Regions from separate parts of the Mus musculus genome. Here all the other regions are linked to region 3. The links are chromatin loops, found by intact Hi-C in ENCODE. Cell type or tissue: heart. All regions are shown on one strand. Links, peaks and the distances in the headings refer to the core of each region. The heading gives the core; the rest is flanking DNA.

Region 1 (7,593 bases), core at 1,579-5,578, 970 kb before region 3:
TTGAACGATTACTTTCTTATTATTACTTAAATCCTATAAGAAAATTGTTGGTTACATCCATAACGTTTATGCACCTGTGGGCGTGTTCTTTCCAGGACACTTCTTAGTGCAGCATTCCAGGTTCATATCAAGACTACTGATGCTTTTACCCTCAAGCAGCCTACTTAGCTCCTTTTCCTACTATGAAAGCTAATGAACAGGAAAGAAGGTGTCTGATGAGTACCAGCTTGATGTCTCCCAGTCCGATGGCAAAGTGTGTGGTGTCTTCAGCAGTAGGGTCTTCACCAAGAGTAATGGCAACCCCCTGCATTGTCTTGAGGGTCTCTAGTCTCCCCTTGATTGACAACTTTAGGGGTGATATCTCACACTTGACACTGTTTTTGTTTGTTTGTTTGTTTTTGTCTTGTTTTTTTTTTTTTTTACTTGTTAGTCTATGGGTTGTGGAAGGAGTATTATTCCCCTATCTAGGGTATAGAGCTAATTATTTTAAAAGGCAAAAGTGGTCAAGCCTTGGCCATGAAAGTCTATAATCCCTAAAGTCCCTGGAGAGCTGAGGAATGAGGTTCGAACGTTCAAAGCCTACCCTGATTACAGAATGAGTTCAAGAATAGCTTAGGCAATTTATTAACACATGGAGATTGTATGAAATTAAAAGAGAAAAGATGGGTAGAGGGCAGGCAAGATGGCTCAGAGAGTGTTTGCTGTATAAGCCTGATAACCTGGGTTCCACCCTGGAACCAACACAAAGGTGGAAGGAGAGAACCACTTCCACAAGGTTGTCCTCGGACCTCCACAAGTACACCATGACACAGGCACCCCTAGACACACGCTTCACGCACACAACAAATAAACATATTTCACATTGAGGTACAGATCAGTGGAAGCACTAGCCATCACATTCAAGGGCCTAGATTCAATCTCCAGTACTATAAAAGAAAAAGTGAAAAACAAGCAAACCACTAGTCAACCTCAACTGCCCCTTCTTCCCAAAGGTCAGGACAGTAAAGCAAGGCCAGAAGAAAAGCTGATTCAAATAAAGTCATGATGTAAAAATCTTTTTAGGGCTAAAGATGTAGTTCAAAGAGGGATAAACACTGAATAAAAGATCTAATTATAGTCAGCACTAAAGTGATACACATGTTACTCTGAGTTTCCTAGTAGCCACAAAACAATGGAAATATACCTGCTTACAGGGAGCAATTTCTTTGTGTGTGTGTGTATATGTCTAGTCCTAGAGAATTAATTCAGGGACTCTCACATGCTGGCATGAACCAAGCCATAGCTGCAGCTCATGTAGTCATTTCTGTGAGGAGCAGGCATGGCTGTTGTGTAAGAAATTGGTCCGAGTGATACTCTCTCCCCAAGGATCTGTCCAAAAGGCACCTGATGCTGACAGTGCTCCTTATGAGGGGGATGGAGACTGTAAGGAATCTTTATAGCACATCATAGTCTATTAAAAGCAAATACCGTAGGAAACTCAACATATGCCAACATTCAGACACAAGACTAGGTCATTGTGTGAACAAAGCGATGAGGAAGGGGGGCTGACTACAGGGAAAATGGCCTGGGCTGGGTTCTAGCAAGCTTTAAAGCCATGTGCAAGCATTATGCTGGGCAGGTTGCACCTGCTTTTGTTCCTAGAAATCAGAATATAAAAGCTATATTTCAGAATTATTATTGCAAGCCAGAAATGTTGATGCATATCTGTGATTCCAGTACTACGGAGGCTGGGGCGGCAGGAGGATAATGAATTGGAAATCCACCTGGGCTATAAAGGGAGATCCTGGTGCAAAAGCAAAATTAGTAAGTGATATTCATTGGTTGGGCCCAATTTAAAGATAACTTGTTGGCCAAACCACCAAGTGGTCATACTCTTGGCATCTGTCATCTTACACAAAGCAGAGAAGTGCCATCTTTCCCAACAGTTCTGTCCACTTTATACCAAAATTTGGGGTGATCCTTTTCCATGCAGAGTGGTTTTAACAAACGCATATGTTTTCAGAGCACCTGTCATAAAGACCATCAATGTGATGTGGGGGTGACATCCGGCTCACAAAACCTCCCACCTTCCTCCCAGGGCACACACACAGTAGATGGAGAAGCTGAGGTTTCCCATCAGCACATGCAGCAGTTTAAGCCCTCAAGGCTATTATTTATTTTTTCCTCTTAATACAATATCACTCCTATCCTGGGTAAGAATTCCCCCATCACAGCCTGTCAGGCTTCAGCTGAAAGGATTACTGAGTGGGGAGGTTTTCCCTTAATCCCCAGGTAACAAAATCGGAGTCTGTAAATTAAACTGGGTCTCCCCTACTCAGCAGGACAATGAGGAGCGGCGTCATGGGAGCACACACTCCATCTCAGGGCATGTGTTAGTTTTCTGGTATGATTTTCATCATGGTCTATACTTTTGTTTCCTTTGAACCTTCATATGGTATCTTTCTTCTTGGCCCTAATAATTGAAAGAGAATATTTCTCGTATAGAAGGTTTGTTCTATAATTTTTAGAACATTTTTGTAACATTTTTCTGATTATAAAATGAACACAATTTCATTGCCAAAAATCTAATGTTCAGATGATGTAAGAATTCATTGAAAGCATACATTTTGAATATGTAAGTCATAGGTTATGTGAATATGCTCCAGTAGAATTCTTAAGAAAATGTTTTTAATTAAAAGCTGGTAGGTATTTGACCTTGGTATATGACGTTTGAAGCTACAACTAACTGTAAGTGGGTTGTGCTTTTGTAGTTTTTTGTTTTTGTTTTTATTTTTGTTTTTTTTTTTTAACTACAAATGAAATTTATAAAGCCTGAGATCCCAAATGGAAACTGTGTCTGAAATGGTGGTGGTGAGTTAGGGTCTCATGTAGCCCAGGCTGGCCTCAAATTTGCTATGTAACTAAGGAGGCTCAGGAATTCCTAACCTCCCTCTCTCAGCATCTTAAATGCAGGACTTACGCGTGTATGTCCCTTTCCTGGCTCTGTGTCCCACTGTTTTGAAAGAGGTTTTCACTATGTAGCCCGGGCTGACCCCAAAGTTAAGATGCAGCCCAGGTTAGCCATAAACTCAAAATATTTTAGTCAGCCTCCTGAGTGCTGAGAATACAGACAAGTGCTATCAGATCGGGCTAGAAATTCTATTTGTAAGAATTTTGAAGAGAGAGAGAGAGAGAGAGAGAGAGAGAGAGAGAGAGAGAGAGAGAGAGATCCTTTCAGTAATCCACTCACTAATCCTTTCAGCTGAAACAGAAGGAAGCAAAGCAAGCCAACCGCTGGGCATGGTATAGCATCCGTTAATCCCAGCACTAGAGATGGAAAGGCAAGTAGGTCTCTGAGTTTGAGGACAGCCTGGGCTACAGCGTGAGTTCCAGGACAGTCAACGCTACACAAAGAAATCCCGTCTACACTGCCTTGGGAAAACAGTAAAAATAAATAAATAAATAAAACAGTTCACAATTCTGAGTTCATGTTGATTGATAAACCCTCCCAGTTACCAAGGGCATACAGGCATTCAACTGGACAGATCCGAAAATGAATTTCCCCTTGGCTGCCAGGTGCACAGCCTCCCAGAAGTCTTTGGGAGAGGGTGAGTAATCTGTTTGGCCCACACTGTGTGGACAGCCTAGCATCCCAATGCAGCCCCTGTTCCTGTTTCCAAAAAGAAATTTGGAAAGCCGCCTCTGGGAGGCTGCACAGGGATCACGGTGTTTGTGAGGACAAAGCAAGTTGGATTTTCCTGCCGCTGTTCTTCATCCTGCCAGATCACGGGAGTTGTACGGTACGGCAAGTGCTCTTTCGCCATTTACACCATGTCCTCCGTTTTGGTGGTGGGGGTGGGGTGGGGGGTGAGCCTTGAGAACTTTGTATCCATGTCCAAGGGGCTGGTGTGGAGGTTATTGGTTACCCAAGGCAACCTTGGAGCTTATTCCTGCCTGCCGACTCTTACCCCACATGGAATCACTAAAGTCCTGCTGACTCTCCTGCCACCTAGCACTCCAGCTAGATCCAGCTTTACCTCTGCCCAGGCCTACCTCTCTGCTAGCCTCAACTAGCCGGCCTTGTCAGCAGGCCCTCCACACCTCCACCAGGGGGCTCTGTCTAAACTGCAAAACCAATCTTCCTATCCCGAGTAAAAACCCTGAAGTAGCTCCTGCAGTATGGGACAAAGTCCTCCGATGAGGGCCCAGCATCCCTCCCTCCAGCCTGCCGACTCCCCCCCCCCCCCCACACACACACACAATCACACACACAGTCACACACACAATCACACAGTCTCTCCAGTCCCACCCGCAGCTTCACAAAGTACTTGGCGTTCTTTGTAGTAACAAGTTATTTCACATATCCATGCATTGGCAAACACTGTCAGCTCAATTTCTAATGATGCCTCTTACCCTAGTAACACTCAATTTATCATCGGAGACATGGCTCAACTGAAATGTTCCCTCACAGGCCTCTTTTGAGCATCTCTGTCTCGCAGCCAGTGGCTGTGTTTCGGGAGGCTGTAGGACCTTGGGGATGAGAGGAAGCAAGGCTTTAAGACTAAGACTTGAAGGCCACACCCACCTCTGGTTCTGGACCCAGCTTTCTTGGCGTCATGATCCCCACGCTGAGAAGACCCAGTATCTCGTATTCCCACCGCGGACCAGGATCTTCTATTTCATCTACCCGAGGAGAAGCTCTGTCAGCCTTTGTAGCCAAGAAACCTTACACACCTCTCCTCCCTCCAGCTTTCTCTGTCGGAGATTTTTATCACAGAGATATGGAAAGTAATTAATACATATGCATATAGTTTTCCTAGTCCATGAAAGAATGTAGTAACGTACTTTAAAAAAAAATTCTTTCCCCTGACTTTAGATTTGTCTGAGAATCTGTTTTGTAGAAAGACCTTGGATTCTAGTAAGTTTTAGGGAGACATTGAATACCCTTCCAGAAAAAGGGGACTGGTAAATTGAATGCAAAGCCCCTTGAACATTTGAGGTGAGTGTTTTGGGGAACGGAGTCTCCTCTTTCACTGGGTTCTCAGAAGGAACATTTACCTATGATGAAAAGGAGCTTCCTGTGGTGAGTTGTGAAACCTTTGGAGGTAGAACCTGCACCGATGTTTGTTTTCCTAAGTGGCGCGTACTTCCTTGGGTTTGTGAACGTTATTAATGGATGACTAAGTGAGTAAATGAAATATCTCATTCCCAAAGAATGTATTGCTATAGGCAAGAGCCCCTGACGATACTGTTATGATGAAAACGACCCTGCCTGTTATTTTCATTGGGAAAATAATTTGGCAAGGAAGACAGACCTAAACAATCACGCAATTACTATTTAATTATGAAGGTGGGAGAGCCTAGACGGAAGTGCAGGTTGTTAGGGCATAACTTGGAGCTTAGATCAGAAAATTGTTTTAGAGGACATAATGTTCGTAAAATAAATTACTAATAAGAACACATTACAAAGAGTGGCATCTCCAATTTCTACCCCACATTAATTTCTCATTGCTCTGACAACATACTTTGTAGCAACAACTTGAGGTTGAAACTATTTGTTTTGGCTTGAGGTTTTAGTGGGTTTCAGTGCTTCGTGGGGGTCGAGGAGCATGGCAACCAGACCACATGACAATCTGTTTGCATCTAATAGACAGGAGCATGGCATCTAATAGACAGGGAGCATGGCAACCAGATTACATGACAATCTGTTTGCATCTAATAGACAGGTAGCAGAGAAGTTAGGACCAAGGGCTAGGCTACTACATTTAAGGCTAGCCTCTTGTCATACATGTCAGCCAGTCAAGGCCTACTGCCTCTCAAATGGCTCCACCTGCTGGGTAAAAAGCATTAAAAAGCGAACCTGCGAGGGACATTATATTCAAACCATAATATTAGGTTAACCAAAAAACAAGGTCATCTGTAGGCAAAAAATTAAATGTAAATTAAAAACTTCACTTGGAGGCTGGAATAATGATGGCTCACTGATTAAGAGCTCTTGTTGCTCTTGTAGAGGACCTGAGTTCAGTTCCTAGGATCTACTTCAGTTCCAGTGAGATCTCACACCATCTTCTGGCCTCTGTGGACACCTACATACGTGTTAAACAAACATATATATTCAGGCACTACATGTAAAATGAAATGCAAAAAAGTAAAATAAAAACAAAACAGCTTCACTCTTAGGTATGCTTGTGAGTATGAGTGTGTTGTGTGTGTATGTTGTATACATGTGTATCTCTGTGTATGTGTGTTTATCTGTGTGTCTATGCATGTCTCTGTGTGTCTATGTGTGCGTGTGTGTGTGTGTGTGTGTGTGTGTGTGTGTGTGTGTGTGTGGTCTGTGGGTGTCTGTGTGTTTTGAGACAGGGTCTCTCAAACTGAAATTAGCCAATTCAACTAGGCTGGCTGGCTAGCTAGGCCCAAGGACACACAAGACTATGCTTCCCCAGTGCTGAGACTGCAAGCACAGACCATGCTACAGAGCTTTTGTGATGACTGGGGATCAAAAACAAATCCTAGGGCTTACACAGCAAGCACTTTACTAACTGAGCAATCTTCTCAGCCCCAAACAGTCACTTGAATGAGATTGTTAATTAACATGGGGAATGTGTGTGTGTGCGTGTGTGTGTGTTTCCTGGGTGAAGTTTCTCAGGAAAGTCCATGCAAAAGTATAATGCCTGAAATGGGGTGGAACTTTTTGTCACAGATAAGTTATTTCTCTGCAGGTAAAAATGAGCCAATCCAAGAGAGATTAGATTGTCTTAAAGGCAGGTTTATTGGGAAGCTGCTCTCTCAAGAGAGTTCGCTGGCCTTAAGGACCAAGGCCAGGGAAAGAAAGAGCCCAAAATGCCTGGATTATATAGGGAAGAGCCTCTGCGGGAAGGGCTGCCCAGCCCCTGTTGGGCTGGGGTTGGGGTTGGGGTTAAGGTCTGGGGACAGGGTATGCCAGGTAGGAACTGGGGGCTGCTGGGAGAACCGAGAGGCCAGGTCTGCTTTCGGATGTAAGATATGCACCTCACTCCCGTGTGGGTCTGAAACCATACAGTCATTTGCACAGAATTTTTCCAATGGTTTGAACCTGTGTGCTTCAGATTATCTAAGTGTGGCACTCTGCCAGGTCATGCATAAGAAAACTCAGTGTTCCTGACGTCGTTCTGTAGCTGGCCAGCCCTCTGACCCCAGCCTCCTGCCCACTGACCTCCATTTCCAGCTTCCCTGTCTCCTCCCCATATCTGCCCTTTCTGTTGCTGTTTTATGTAGTTCTCAACTCACTCGTTGTGCATCCCAGACCAAGGTGAGTCTCCCGGACTCTGCAGGGGTTCTGGCAGGCTATATCCAAGGCTAGTGTAGCTCTAGGATGAGGCACCGACGTATTGGCCAATGGACGACAGCCTTAGCCGTGCCCTGGCTCTGTGGATTCTTAAGAGCTCACCCGAGAAAGCCAGAGTGAATGCCACAAGGTTTAACCTGTGAGGTCAACTGTGGTGTAGTAGCCTCTACATTTCTGGGTGGCACCTGTGTGTGACCGTGGGGATTTCACTGTGACTGTTTTATGTTCCTTGTATGTCATTCAGAGATCCAGCCCTCAGCTTGGTTTTGGGCTGCACAGTCATGCAG
Region 2 (7,593 bases), core at 1,579-5,578, 990 kb before region 3:
CTTCTTTCAAGTGTCTTGTCATATCCGTGCGAATAAATCCTAAAAGAGAAATGTGAATTCAGTTGAAAAGTATAAACACTAAAAGTGGTTGTTCAACTCTTATAAAGAGAATTTGCTTCTGAGAGTTTGACACTATTAATAAACATTGTTTAGGAACTTCAGAGTACTGTTAGCAAGTACTTAGGTATACAATTTTATTCACTGTAAATCAATGTTTATTGAACACAAAAATGCCTAACACCCAAGTCCATGGCTCAGCTCTTGGCAAACATAAAGATAATGCTGTTGACTATAACAGGCAGGTACAAACATAAATGAAACACGATGCATTCTTTGAGTAACTAAAATCTATGAAGGGAGGAAGTAATTGCCACATACCCAACTGTAATATAATAAAGTCTGGTGAATCCATAGATAAAATGGCAGAGAAATAATTTTCACACAGGTGGGGCAGAAAGGAAGACACAGTATTGAGAGTTGGGATCACAAAGATGGGCCCATGAAATGATTTTGCAATACTAATAAGGATTAGACCATTCCATTTACTAAACCACAATAACTGGTAAGACTCCAAAGTCCACATAAGAAAAAAGTCCTCTGGTCTTATCTAATCTGGATACAATGTACACAAAGATAAAATTTTAACTCAGTATTGGTATATATATGCAATAGAGTGTACAAATAGCATGTTCTAAAACAAGTTCTACAGTATCAAGTATTATGTATTCAGAATTCAAAATTATTGTACATATGTATACATATGCATGCACACAAACACACACACCAAGATAACTATAGGTTTACAAAACAACTACAAGAATAGTCTCAGACATACATAACAAAATTTTACCACATAGTTTCTTGTTCACCAATTAGTCCTAAATATTTTTTGAGACATAGTCTCACCATGTAGAAAACTCAAATAAATCCACCTGCTCTGCCTCTTGAGTGACAGGATTGAAGGCATACACTACCATGCCCAACTTCAGTCACTAAGTTTTAAAAGAAAGCAAATACTAACTTTCATGAGAGCGGCAGGCATGGGAAAGTTTATAGTTTAAGGTAATAAAAGATGGACTTAAAGTTAAATAAGTCACAGCAAGTGAAGGTTCCATGTGCACTCACAAAAAACATAGTTGGTTTATGTTAAAACTAAATCACTTATAAATTAAACTATAAATCAGCTTAAATATACTGCCATTTATAAATGATGTGTTGATAAATGTGAGCTAAATACTGAATTCATCTGTTTGTTTATTATGTAATACCATATAATTAACTTTACTTTGGATTTTCATTTATGAAAATTCAAATGTTTTCTTTAAGGTTCTGTAAAAAATCATTGTAGGTTTTTTTTTCCTACCATAAAACCTAAGATAGTAAGAGTTTACTGGGGAAATCTGGAAGCAAACTGAAAGGTCTTTCAACATGGAATGGGTTAACACCTGATACATCCACAGCATAGAACAATGTTCATACTAATGTCATAAATGAAGATTTCACCTCTGTAATCATCTTAAAAGCAGGTTATTAATAAATTCCACTGTATCACTATTGAAAACAAGGCAAAATATAAATTAAAAAATGCTGACATCTGATTATCTCTGGACATCAGAGGGACAAGTGACAGTAGTCACCAGAACTATAGAGCAGGTGATGATTTTTTTTTGTACTTTTCTTCTTTTAAGCTGTGTGTGTGTCTTTGTTGATAAAATTATTGAAAAAATATGAGCATATGAGTTACAGATGATGTATAACGAGGTCCAGAAATAACAAAATAACAAGACTGATTTTGTCGTGCCTGTGAGACTATACTGTGAAACATAACCCCCTCTGCCAGGAAAGTCTGAGCACGTTTATTTGAGAAGTCAGCAACATTTCCTTTCATCTTTACATACAGTGTTGGCAGGAAGGGATGAAGGCATCAGCTGACACAGATAAAGCCAAAATGTCTCTGCAGACATTGAGCAATGAGCAAACATGTTGTTATGAGACAGACTCTCATTGTGCATTCCTGGCTAGCCTGGAACTCCGTATGTAGTCAAGGCTTGTCTCAAACTCACAGAGCTCCACCTGCCTCTGCCTGCTGGGTGCTGGGACTAAAGGAGTCTCTGCCACCCCAACTGGCCCAGAGATGAAGCTTGGTCTTCACTGAGAAGCCAGAATCTAGACGATTCCAGTTCTTTCAGGAACCAATGGATTTCAGGAAATCCAATGCTGTGTGTTGGCAAACATGTTTTCAAGGATGCCCCAGACAGAATAAACCCTATAATCACTTCAGGTTATAAAAGTTAAGTTACATACAATAATTAATGTCAATACTAAAAACTTCATATTACAATCCCTAGCCAAAGGCTCAGGGAACACTGCAGACATGACATGAAGACTGCCGTCAGAGGACCAGAGTATCTGCTATGACATAGGCTCTCTCTGCATAGGATGGGGAAGTTGCACCCATGAAATGTCAACACTGTGGCCACCTAAACAAGCCCTGCACAGTGATCAGCAGCTTGGATGGGAGATTCACAAGGCCTGACCCCGAGATGAAGAGCTGCGAGCAGTTAAAGGCTGCTGAGAAAAGGAGAATCAGTCTCCTCCAGGGACGAGCTGCGACAGTGATCCAGTCCCACACAGTCGGCCCTAATTACAAACTCATACAAGCCACACTAAAGGACTCAGCAGGCTGCTGTGCATGCACAACACATGTACCGGTCCAAAATAACTGGAGAAGAGACCATAAAATGGAGAGGAAGTAGAGGGAGAAGCAGGAGGAGTTGGGGGGGGGGTAGGAATGATGTAAATACAGTACTCATGAACATCCTCAAATATTTTTAACTTACAAAAGAAAAAAATCAAAGAATTCATGATACAACTGCCTTTTACTCTGTAAAATTTGAACAAAACTGGCATAAAGGGTTTCACACTAACCCAACTAACTAGTCGTTGAGTGTACTGTGCCATGTGCACAGGTGGCACAAATAATAATTATTTTTTAAGAAAGGAAAGAATTTGCCTCCACATGCTAGTTTTTCTCTTAGATTATGTTTAATGTGAAAAATGAACATATTTCTATTGATCCCTCTCCTGGATCTTCAGTGTCTTTTTAATTAGTGGATGTCATGTTTAATGTGTTGTAGATTTACAAAATGATTGAACAAAGGCTTCTATTGCTGACCACACTGCCCTCGCCCCATGCTCCCTCCACTTCCCCTAGCATCTTACCTTGGTGTCATTTATGTGCTGTGCGTGAACACTGCTGACACATCACTGGGTAAAGTCCACAGAACACAAGAGCTGGGGTCCTCCGTTAGCTGTGTGTATGGGTCTTACCAAGAGCTACTGTTATCCACCATTACAACATAGTTGTCCCGACCCACTCTATCTGCAGCTTCCCAGACCGCATAGATCTGTTCCAGTTCACCAGAAATTAACTAAGATGGTAAGCTGCTCTCGTATGATAAATTACTCAGGGGCTGTAGAAAATGTCGATGTTATCTTATGCTGAGGCTCATGAACCATGTAATCTTCACTTAAATATATTCACAGCCCAATGCATGATGTATCACTAATCCCTTAGGTCCCCTCCACCACATACATCAGCCCCGAGGGTAGATGCTAACGGTCCCCAAGCATCCCACACACCTATCTTGCTGCTTGCCTTACTTCCCAGTCCATCTTCTTTCCTCAGCCCTAAGACTCTCTCCATATCACTCTTCATATTTGTAAAGTTCTGGAAATTTTGTTCTACTCCACACTCATGATTCTCATGTATTTGCAAAGCCTTGAAGTGGCTATAAAAGCTATAAAGTACCAGTAGGTGCCGCTGTCCAACAGAGAGTGCTACTGCATTACTGGCCACTCGGAGGTTTCCACCTGGCTACAAGGCCACCTTCCTTAGATCAAATGCGGTAAGTGAAATAATATGCACTCTAGCAACTTAGAGCAAAGGCACTGCACTTCCTTACGAGACATACAATGACAACCCAACACAGAGGGGGAGGGTGTCTAGGATCAAACTTGGGCCTAGTGCATGCTGGGCAAATGCTCTAGCACTAGGCCACACCTCAAAGACCACCATTACTCTGGGATGCGCTGGCTCCCAACAGCCATGAGAATTTTTATGTTATAAACTCTGAAGAAAGGACAGTTCATTGATTCACTTTTGATGAGGAATTGATGATAGTCAACCTATCAAATATAATTCCTCGTATTGACTTTCAGTGAGGGAGACTCATCCATGATGGCATCTTTACTTTATATGCCAAGTCAAAAATGCCAACGCTTAGCAGAACCGTCAAGGATTTAGGAGGCAGCGACAGTCTAAGCGTTATCTGCCTTGTTTCCTGGGTTTCGTGCTACAGTTCGCTTTTCAACTGTTTTTCTGTTATTTAGAACCTCCACTTGAAGCTAATCAGAAAAGCCTGACATAAAAAGAAACAAACTAGAGGTCTAAGGGCTGGAAAGACGGCTCCGTGTGTAAGCACTAGCATAAAGCCCCCAGTCTGGATATCCTGGACCTACATCAAAACCAGGCATGGCAGCACAAGGGAACCAGCACTGGGGACCCAGAGACGACAAACAGGTCACAGGGTCTCACTAGTCTCAGCCAGTCTAGCTCAAACAGTGAGCTTCAGAGCTTCAGGTTCACTGAGAGGCCCTGTCTCAAAAAATACACTGGGAAATGAATGCGCTCTCTCCAGATGTTAGTGCACGGGTAAGTACACCACGACCTCTCTCCAGATGTTAGTGCACGGGTAAGTACACCACAAGTGCACATTTGCTAGCTCTACTTAAGATCTAGTCAAGAAGCTGATAGATCTTAATATCAAAATTAAGTCAACAGATAACTTATAGAATTGATTTAGTCTTGTTATTTCAATCTGTACTATGAAACAAGATGTGTGTGTCTCTATGTGTGTGTATATGTATAATATATATAATATACAATATAGTGTACATATATAATATTATATACAATGATATATGCAATATATATTATATATGTATATATATAATATACAATATAGTATTACAAAGGCTACCCTACTAGGGATCACTTTCTAGCAACCTATATTTATCCCTAATATGAATTGCACAGGAAAAGTATGATCTTTAGAAAAGACTCTATTGCAATTCCATAACACCTTTCAAACAGCTCCTTTGTATAGAAAATGGATTGGCACCACTCATGTCATTGCCTTGGCAACGAATCCATGCTAAACAGCTCAGCATCTTCCTAACATGGTCCACATTACTATCTTCCTTCAGCCATGACACTCAGCGCTCTTTCCAACTGTTTCTGTAGCTTGTAACAGAGACATCTCATTTCTTTTTTTACTCTTGGACCTAGCACAGCCTTGGCATAGAGGAAGGCACCCAGGACATTCGCTGCATGGGTCCATGTGAATTGGGAAGATGAGCCTTCCTCTCAGCCAGTCAGCTATTACATCACCAAAAAAATAGAACCCCTTGTTACTCATACCACTGGAATCCTGAAAAGAGAGAGGGCAAGTCCATGCCCTTCCAAACAACAAATAAACAACCCCACGGACGACTAGCTCAGCCAACACTAACTGTCACAGCCTGCACAGAGCACACCGAAACAGACAGTCAGGCCTAGGTAACGACAATGCAACTTCCCATGGAAAGCTTTGGTTTGAGACCCTTTTCCTTTTTCCTTCAAAAGTATTCATCTAAGCTGTAAAACTTTCTCAATACTCATGGATATGGAATGTCTGGACTTAAGCTAGTCTACGACTAAACAAGGAACTGGAGTGAAGGTATGTTATACAGCAAACAGATTCACAGAACATCCTGAAAAACATCTGCTAGCTCAATGAGTGCCTACTCTCAGGTCCAGCTGGAGTCACGAGGGACCTAAAAGTGAAAGGTGGCAGAGGTCAACTGCAGCCACTCTCCTACAGACTGCTGGTCAGTCACAAGAACAAACTATACAGGGATTAGTTCTTCAGTCTAATGCACTCCCAACTGGGCTATTTTAGTGGCTATAGAGATTACTTCTTAAGTATGTAAAACTGCAAGACCAAGACAGACTATCTAGTCCCAACAAGATGGCTCAGCAGGAGAAGAAACTTGCTATCAAGCCCGATGGCCTGAGTTTGACCCAGGCAGCGGGTGTGGGGAAATAAAGGGGGTGGGAGAGAACCTGAGTCCCGCCAGAGCTCCGGTGCTCTGTCTGGGCAAGTGGACATGGGAGACTGCTGTGCGTGCTCTCTACACTGCGTGGGTGGGTGTCTTGCTGTGGAAAGTAGAAGGGGTAGAGAGGGAGCAATCTAGGGTCTCTGGGCCTCAAGGAGGCCAGAGACCACAGGTTCTCAGTCTTGAACATCCCAGACGTCGCTGTATGTCACAAAGGAAGGCCTTCCAGCGTGATGTTAGACACGACTCTTTAGAGGAAAGCCTATCCCATCATTCAAGCACAGCAGGTCTCGATGAGCAGAGATAGTCTATGGTTTTAGAGCTTTATTGTAGAAAGGCAGAGAGAAAGAGAGAAGGTAGAAAGAGAGAGGTCAGCCATGGCCACGTGGAAAGAGGGGGGAAAGGAGAGGGAGAAGGAGAGCTAGAGATGAGCCCCTTTTATTGCAGGCTGGGCTATCTTGCAGTTGCCAAGTAACTGTGGAGAGGAGCATACCTGGCTATTGCCAGGTTAACTGTGGGGGCGGAGACTAGCCAGGATACCAGGAGCTTGGGACATTGCCTGTGTGGCTGATAGTCACAGGATTATGAGGTTGGGGGCTCCCTGGTGTCAGGCACCTATATCTGTCTGGGAGTATGGCTCACTGTTCTGACCCTTGTAGAGTAAGTCTTGCTTGACCAGAAAACAGACTGCCTTTCACAGTCCCACAGAACCCACATGCTGCAAAGACAAAACCCATTCCTGCAAGTTATCCTCTGATAACTACGTGTGCAGCAAGTTGTGTGCATGCACCCACACAAAAGTATACACATACACACACAAATGAACACATAAGTATTAAAAAGATCCTATTCTAACTTACAAAGTATAGAAAAAATTCATTCTGTTGGGAAGTCAAGTAAATACCCAATAAAACATTTCTAACAGGCCAGCCAACTAATAAATGACAACATATCTGAATTTTGACATGGTTTTTAGTAGAAACTGGCAAATAATATGCAAGTGAACAAAAGAGGGAGAATAAGTAAATAAATACATAAATAAATCAGAAACTAAAGGATAAAAAGACATCAATCTTATGATTCAAAAGGAACCCTTCAATGCCAGGCGGTGGTGGCGCACGCCTTTAATCCCAGCACTTGGGAGGCAGAGGCAGGTGGATTTCTGAGTTCGAGGCCAGCCTGGTCTACAAAGTGAGTTCCAGTACAGCCAGAGCTACACAGAGAAACCCTGTCTCGACCCCCTCCCCCTAAAAAAGGGGAACCGTTCAGGAGTGTATTTTTCCAGCTTTCCATGAAACAGCCAGGTAGCTTTGGGTAAATCACATCAAACCCTCGGTCACAATTTTTAAGTTGTCACTGTGGCTGGAATAAGCCAGGTGTGGTGGAGCAGCCTGCAGTCCCAGTACTACAGTGCATGGTAAAGACCCTGTCTCA
Region 3 (7,593 bases), core at 2,125-6,124:
GAGAACCAACACTTTTTACAATAGCCTCAAATAATATAAATCATCTTTATTTAACTCTATCCAAGCAAATGGAAAAGTTTGTATGACAAAAACATCACGTTTTGAAAAAGAAGTTTGAAGAAGATTCACAAGATGGAAAGATCTCCTATGTTCATGGATCAGTAGGTCAACACAGTAAAAATGGCCATTCTATCACAAATCAATTCTTCACAGACCTTGAAAGGAATTCTCAACTTCATATGGAAAAATAAAAATAAACAAATGAACAAATAAATAAAAGAAAACAAAACCCAGGATAGCTAAACCAATTCTGAACATAAAAGAACTGCTAAAGGCATCACCATCTTTGATTTCAAGTTGTACTATAGTAATAAAAACTGTGTGGTATTGGCATAAAAATAGACACTTTGATCAACTGAATTGAAGACTCAGACATAAATCTACATACCTACACATCACCTGGTTTTTGATAAAAAAAAAAAAACAGAAATATACACTGGAAAAAAGACAGCATTTTCAACAAATGGTTCTGGTCAAATTGGATGGCTGCATGTAGAAGAGTGCAAATAGTTGCAAACCTATCACTCTGTACGTTACTCAAGTCCAAACAGATAAAAAACCTCAACATAAAACTAGATACACTGAGCATGGTGGAAATGAAAGTGGGGAAGAGCCTTGAACGCACTGGCACAGGAGACTTCTTGAACAGAACACAGATTGTGCAGGCACTAAGATCAACACTTAATAAACTGAAAAGCAAAGACACCATTAATTGGATGAAATGGCAGTCTATAGAGTAGGAAAAGTTTTTACTGTCTCCATATTTGATAGAGGGCTAATATCTAAAGTATATAAAGAATTCTTGAATAGATATCAGAAAAACAAACCAATTAAAAATGGAAATACAGATCTAAACAGAGAATTCTTTATAAAGTAATCAGAGCCACTATGGAAATCAATAATACAGTCCCTCAGAAAATTGGGAATTGATCAAACTCAAGGCCCAGCTAGATCACTCTTGGGCATATACCCAAAAGATGCTCCAACCTATCACAGGACATTTGCTCAACCATGTTTTTTTGTGGCTTTATTCATCATAGCCAGAAATTGGGAACAACCTAGGTGTCCTGCAACAGAAGAATGGATAAAGAAAATGTGGCACATTTACACAATAGAGAATTACTCAACTGTTAAAAATATTGACATCATAAAATATGCAGGTAAATGGACAGAATTTGAAAAAAAAAGTCAAGTGAGGTAACCCAGATCCAGGAAGACATATATGGCATGTAGGTATCTATTGACTTATAAGTCAAGTAAGGTAACCCAGATCCAGGAAGACATATATGGCATGTAGGTATCTATTGACTTATAAGTCAAGTAAGGTAACCCAGATCCAGGAAGACATATATGGCATGTAGGTATCTATTGACTTATTAGTGGATATCACTTAAACAATCAATAAACAAGATAAATTCCATAGATCTGGAGAGGTTATGTAAAAAAAAAAAAAAAAGAAAAGAAAAAAAAAAAACAGTCTGCAGGAGAGAAGAGGGAACGATGATGACTTCTAGTAATGGCGGAAAAGGAGTTCTGACAGGTTATCACTTGATGCCAGGCGAGACTTCCAGTGGCAGGACTGGGTTGCATTCCATTGAGTTGTTGGCCAAGGGGGTCCCATGGATATCCTCAAACAACTAAGGCTGTTACTGAGAAAAAGGATGAACTCTGCAGACTCTGCAGGGTCTCATTGCTGAGGACAACACCCACATAACAAGGCAGTCAAGCTGGTGCCTATGTGGAGCCTTCATCCCTACATCCCAGTTTCTTCGGTATGGGAAGCTACTCTTAGGAGTACTAAAAGAGAAAGGTGGACACAATCTGTAGGGCAGTGGTGGCACAGAGCTTGTGGGAGCAGCCAACCAATGTCTGATTTGACTTCCGGCCCACTTCATGGGAAGGAGCCTGTACCCGCACTGCTTGGGAAACCAGGAAAAAAAATCAAACACAACTGGTAAAACCAAAACCAAACCCCAAACAAACAAACAAACAAACAAACAAATGATTCCTAATGATACTCTGGTATAGTCATAGCTCATTGCTGCGACCAGAGAGGCTTTTTCTAGCAGCAGATGGGAAGAGATGCAGAGACCCACAGCCAGACATTCTATATAGAGTGTAAATTGGAGTTCTCCATCAAATAAATCCCTTCCCTCAGGGCTCAGGGAATCTTGAGGAAGAGGTAAGAGTCAGAGAAGATAGAGGACACCAGGAGAACATGGGTCTCTGAATCAATTAAGTAAGGTACATAACAGAGACTGAAATAGCAAGCACAGGCCCTACCTGGGTTTGTACCAGGTCCTCTGCTTATATTATTGCTGTTAGCTTAGTATTTTTATGGGATTCCCGACTCTGAGAACGAGTGTGTTTCTGACTCTTTCGCCTGCTCTTGGGGCTGTTTCCTTCCTGTTGGGTTGCCATGTTCAACTTCAATATGACAGTTTTTGCTTCATCTTATATTTTATTTTGTCATGTTTAGTTGTTATCTCTTAGAAGCCTGTCCTTTTCTAATGAGAGACAGAAAGGGAGTGGATCCAGAGGGGAGAGGAAGTGTGTGTGTGTGTGTGTGTGTGTGTGTGTGTGTGTGTGCAGAACATCCAAGGACTGTTCTATACATTTCCTTTCTTCCCACTGTGATGCTCTTCCCACTGTTCTTTTCAGTATCATACTCAGCTCAAATGGGACTTCCTTGTAGATGTTTCTCTGGCTCTCCCAGTCACTTAAGGTTGAAAGCTCATCACTGGGGTGTGTGAAGCATTTAGTACTGATTTTGCTTTTAATATTTTAAAGTCTTCTCCCAACTTCCCCAGTCATTGTACACCCCATTAACAAAAGATCTCAGTCACATCATCAATGGCATTTAAAAATGAACCAATAGAATTCTACCGTCTATTGGTCACTTACTTACCCATAGCTTGGAGAGTATTGGAGGGCCCTTTTGATCAAGTCGTCTTCAAACCGGATGGTGCTTCCGTTTTCCACAGTGAAGGCAGCTGACTTAAAGGGGAACATGCTCGGGTTTGGAGATCCAGGAGCCAGGGAGATGAGGGTTTTTGGTGCTTTGCTCAGTATGTCCGCTATGATAAACACAAAAAGAAGAAAAAAAATGTGTCCACCGTCCTGTGGTCTGAACATTAATGTCCCTGACCAAGTCCTATACTCGACTCTAGTACTTGATATGCTATATTAAAGATGGGATTAGATCATTAAAAACTCTGCCGTCAGAAATGGAATTAGTGTTCTTACAGAAGAGACCGAGCTGCAGCGAGAAGCATCATTTATTTGGATTTGTCCTCACTGGGTACCTGATGTTGGGCATGGCAGTCTCCAGAGCCGACAGAACATTCTTGCTGTTTATTAAATTACCACTCCTCTCCTCTAGTCTGACAAAGCAGCATACTGGGCTAAGACTGAATGCTAGTCTGAAATAAATACAAAGTAAATTTTTCTAGACTTTCTCACTGGGGGAGGAATCCAAGAATGCAGATGGCGAAGAAAAATGGAGAGGGCCCCAGCAGCAGAAGGCCTTTTTCCCTGTTGCCCAATACCTGTGTGTGTCCCAACTCCACCTCTGGGTCCCATTCCCCAGTCCTTTAAGAGCCTTTCTCTACAGCTGGCTTGAAAGATGTGCCTCATGCTTGGCCCTTTGGCTCATCTCCAACACCTCAGCAAAAATACTCACTGCCTTGCCTTGCCTTCCAAGCCAAGCTCTTAGTGAACAAAAGTTAAATAACTCCTCCTTCACTAATGCTCACAGGTTGTCTTCACACTTGAATGAATGGGCACAAACCCTAGCGGTGAGCGCCAAAACAGGGCACCATGCAGAGCTTCCGCTAAGAAAACTCCACTCTTGCAGAGCAGGGAGGGCTCTGGCTTTGTTTTTCACCTGTAGTTCTGATGGGAGATGGCTTTCTGGCCAGGCTCGTTGCAGTGAGGAACCGTGAGTAATTCATGTCTCTGCTGGTCGCGTGGAGCAGGATTCAGAAAGCCAGTCACTCGGGATGCACTGTTAGCTGTCCCTGTGTAGTGCCACCCAATCTGCCTGCCTACCGGCTGCGGTAGGTGTCTGAGATCTAAATAGACCCGGGTCAGGAGGCAGAAGGGACAAAGTCCATCCACAGAGGGGCAGTGGCTGACCCGGGTGCCCTCTCCCGCCCCGCCGGCCGGCCTATGGCAGCTGACCACAGGCAGCCCAAGTCACTGGTCAGGGATGGGCTTGGAGAGACGAAAACCGCTAGGCCCTGCTGTGATGCACGATAACAACAGGGATCGGTGCCCGAATTCACATAAACGCAGCGTGGATTCTTGACCTTGCTGCTCAGAGTCTCGCAACTGCTCAGAGCCTCGCAGCACAGCTTTGCTATTGGCCAGCCCCCCAAACCCTCCCCTTCAGATCTTTGAAATGAGCCTCTGGAAGCTGATGGTATCTCAGGATCCTGGTCCTTTAGTACCCTCTGGTGGTAGTTTTATTCCATTGCAGCAGGCATTATAATAGGTGCTTAGCCTTGTTTCTCAGTATCAAGGTGTCTGTCTCTCTGTCTCTCCCTGTCTCTCTCTATCTCTCTGTCCCTTTCTGTCTCTCTTTCCCTTCCCTCTCTCACCCCCACCCCCCAAATCTTCAAGGGGACCCAGATGAATTCAGGTAACTTTACAAAGTAGAAGCCCGGTAGAGTAAGTGGGGATAGTTACTCCCAACCCCAAATTTGAAGACTAAATCTGCAGTCTCCTCGATTCTCAGCCTCTTCTCCCACTGAGTTCCAAAGCTTCCACTGTGTAAGTGCTCGGTTGAAAGTGTGTTGGGTATGGTGAAGATAAAGCGATTATCGAGTATGAAATTACCTGGTTGATGACCATACAAAGAGAAACTGTCTTAAGTTCACAGTTATTTAAAGGAGGGAGCGGTGAATGAATCGCTCAAGGAGTACTTTTGGAAGCTGAGGTGCCTGGGCCATATAGTGAGTGAATTCCAAAATTAATAAAGAACAGCTGAAAACTCAGGGTTCAAGCTTGTCCCTGGGAACAGGACATCTCATGACGTTTGAGGTGTCAGCTTTATTTGACCACTGTAGCTTAAACTAGCTGTGTCAGGCAAGGACTTTGCATCCAAGAGGATGGTCCTCGGGCTGGCAAGAGGGGCTTTGGAGTTATAACCATTCTGACTCTAAAAATAATACGTGCCACAGATAGCCTGACTTCTCAGTGTTGGAGGCCAGCCTCTTCCTGCACTCGTACACTCTGAAGACAGAGCACGAGGCATAGACTCTAAGACCATCAAATCATGAAATAAAGATTCTTTAAAAAAAAAAAAGCTTGCTGCGTTTTCTATGCAGACTTTTCTGTGTTTTAGTTAAGTTTAAATATTGTCTTGATAAAACACCATGACCAAGGCAACTTAGAAAACATTCGATTCAGTGTCCACTGTTCTGCTGGGTTAGATTCTTTGGCCATCATGGCAGGGAGCATGGCAGCAGGCAGTCATGCAGGCATGGCGCTGAAGCTGTAGCTGAGAGATTACAGTTGGATTCTCAGGAAAGAGGCAGGGAGAGATCCCTGGGAAAGATGTGGGTGCTCGAAACTTAGGAGCTTTCTCCAAGCAATATACCTCCTCCAACAAGACCCCACCTCCCCAACTTCCCAAATAGTCTTACCAACTGGGGACAACGTGTTTAAATACGAGAGCCTATGGAGACAAACCCCACTTAAACTGCCACCTCCTGGAATTAGACAGGAAAAATACCTGAGATGCTTCCTGGTTATAAGGTGAATGGTGATTCTGGCCAGGTAGGGAAACAAAGTGACCCATCAGAGAAGGTAAAAGGATGTGGGGGTATTGGTGGTTGTGGTTATAGAAATACACCACAGACCAAAACCACAGTCCAAGGGAAAGGCTGCATACTAGTCGTTCTTCCTTGTTGCTGTAACCAAATCCCGTGGGGAAGCAACTTAAAGGACCAGAGGGCCACTCTGGATTACAGTTCAGGGCATATTGGCCGAGAAACTCGGAGGCAGGAGACTGAAGTGTCTGATCACAAGATTTCTTTTCTTTTTTATTTTATTTTATTTTTTATTAGATATTTTCTTTATTTACATTTCAAATGCTATCCTGAAAGTTCCCTATACCCTCCCCCTGCCCTGCTTCCCTACCCACCTACTCCCACTTCTTGGCCCTGGCATTCCCCTGTACTGGGGCATATAAAGTTTGCAAGATCAAGAGGCCTCTCTTCTCAATGATTGCTGACTAGGCCATCTTCTGATACATATGCAGCTAGAGACACGAGCTCCGGGGTACTGGTTAGTTCATATTGTTGTTCCACCTATAGGGGTGCAGACCCCTTCAGCTCTTTGGGTACTTTCTCTAGCTCCTCCATTGGGGGCCCTGTGTTCCATCCTATTGATGACTGTGAGCATCCACTTCTGTATTTGCCAGGCACTGGCATAGCCTCACTCGAGACAGCTATATCAGGGTCCTTTCAGCAAAATCTTGCTGGCATATTCAATAGTGATCATATGATTTCTACAGTTGGGAAGCAGCAAGTTAAATGAAAGCCTGGACCCCACTGAGACCTCAAGGCCTTCCCCTAGTGAGCCGTTTCCTCCAGAGAGGCTTCTCGTCTAAAGGTTTTAGGACTTTCCTTAATAGCCTCACTGAGTATTACAGGAGAGATTTCACACTCAAACCACCACAGGCTGTCAAGATTTAAGAGGAGGAGAGCTCGGCATTCAGTCAGTCTGGAGTCACAAGTTAAAACTTATTGACAGAGAGGAAGGACTCTGGCTTCATCAAGGGTGCAGGAGCAGTTGTTTCCAGGAAGCAAGATGAATGTATAGGTGACTCTTAGTTTAAGATTAAGTTTAAGATTTAGTTTAAGATTAAGACTTAGTTTAAGATTGCCAGAGGATAGAACAGAAGGGCCCAGATCCTTTATCCAAACATTTATTGAGTCCTTATTCTCTGCCAAGGAATGCAATGAATTTTAAAGGACGTTGGAAACAATTCATTGCTCTCAGAGAGCAGAAGAGGTGAGTGATTTTATACAAGGAATATGTCTTGCTTGTAAGATGGATACAAGCTCAAGAAAGGAGATGGGGGTGGGGAGTGGGGGCAGGGGGTTAGGTGGGTGGGGTGATAAGTTTTAGTAGACGGATTTCACAGCTGGATTGGAAACTTATATTCTGTTATGATCTTTGTCATGGTTGAAGTCTAAAACCAAACAAGGTCATGCTCAGCCTGATTCTCTTAAAACTTTTGTTATTTTGTCTCCCCCACACCTCAGGATCTCAAGTCTGAAACCGGGGCCTTATGCTTGCTAGGCAAGCACTCACTCTATTATGGAGCTAAATCCCCAAGCCCTTCTCTTAAAACTAAGAGGACAAAGAAAAACTTGTTTTTAATTTACCAGGGTCTTATTCCACAAGCAGAGAGATAGCCATGCTTTTAAACACCATGTTCAGGACCAGAGGCAGAGCTCAGTGAGAGAGTACTCGCTGGGCATGTACAGAATCCTAGGCTCAGTCCTCAGCACCACAGAGCAG

Evidence for each region. A loop is a pair of places that touch in the nucleus more often than their neighbours do. Peaks named below come from ENCODE experiments on the same cell type or tissue, not always from the same donor. Only the 100,000 strongest peaks of a DNase experiment are listed, where the experiment ranks them.
Region 1: a loop joins it to region 3, with 4 times the contacts of the local background. A loop is called at or near these places in 3 of 42 quality-filtered maps.
Region 2: it touches region 3 in a loop (4-fold over the local background); 3 of 42 quality-filtered maps call a loop at or near these places.

What each region holds. Positions count from the first base shown.
Region 1 is chr8:61,476,518-61,484,110 of GRCm38, reverse strand. No RefSeq gene overlaps it. Among named protein-coding and RNA genes, the nearest start is that of Cbr4, 7.4 kb to the left of the region's middle. In heart, for the core only: a CTCF peak has its summit at 4,071 (motif pointing right); a DNase peak (open chromatin) is centred at 4,040.
Region 2 is chr8:61,495,479-61,503,071 of GRCm38, reverse strand. It overlaps Cbr4 (carbonyl reductase 4), which reads right to left. Exons shown (of 5, transcript NM_145595.2): 5 at 1-39. Among named protein-coding and RNA genes, the nearest start is that of Cbr4, 12 kb to the right of the region's middle. In heart, for the core only: a CTCF peak has its summit at 3,815 (motif pointing right); no DNase peak of the experiment used is centred there.
Region 3 is chr8:60,502,633-60,510,225 of GRCm38, reverse strand. It overlaps Aadat (aminoadipate aminotransferase), which reads right to left and starts at 4,102. Exons shown (of 13, transcript NM_011834.2): 1 at 3,947-4,102; 2 at 2,969-3,137. The coding sequence starts at 4,013. In heart, for the core only: a CTCF peak has its summit at 4,516 (motif pointing left); no DNase peak of the experiment used is centred there; H3K4me3 peaks cover 999 bases; H3K27ac peaks cover 449 bases.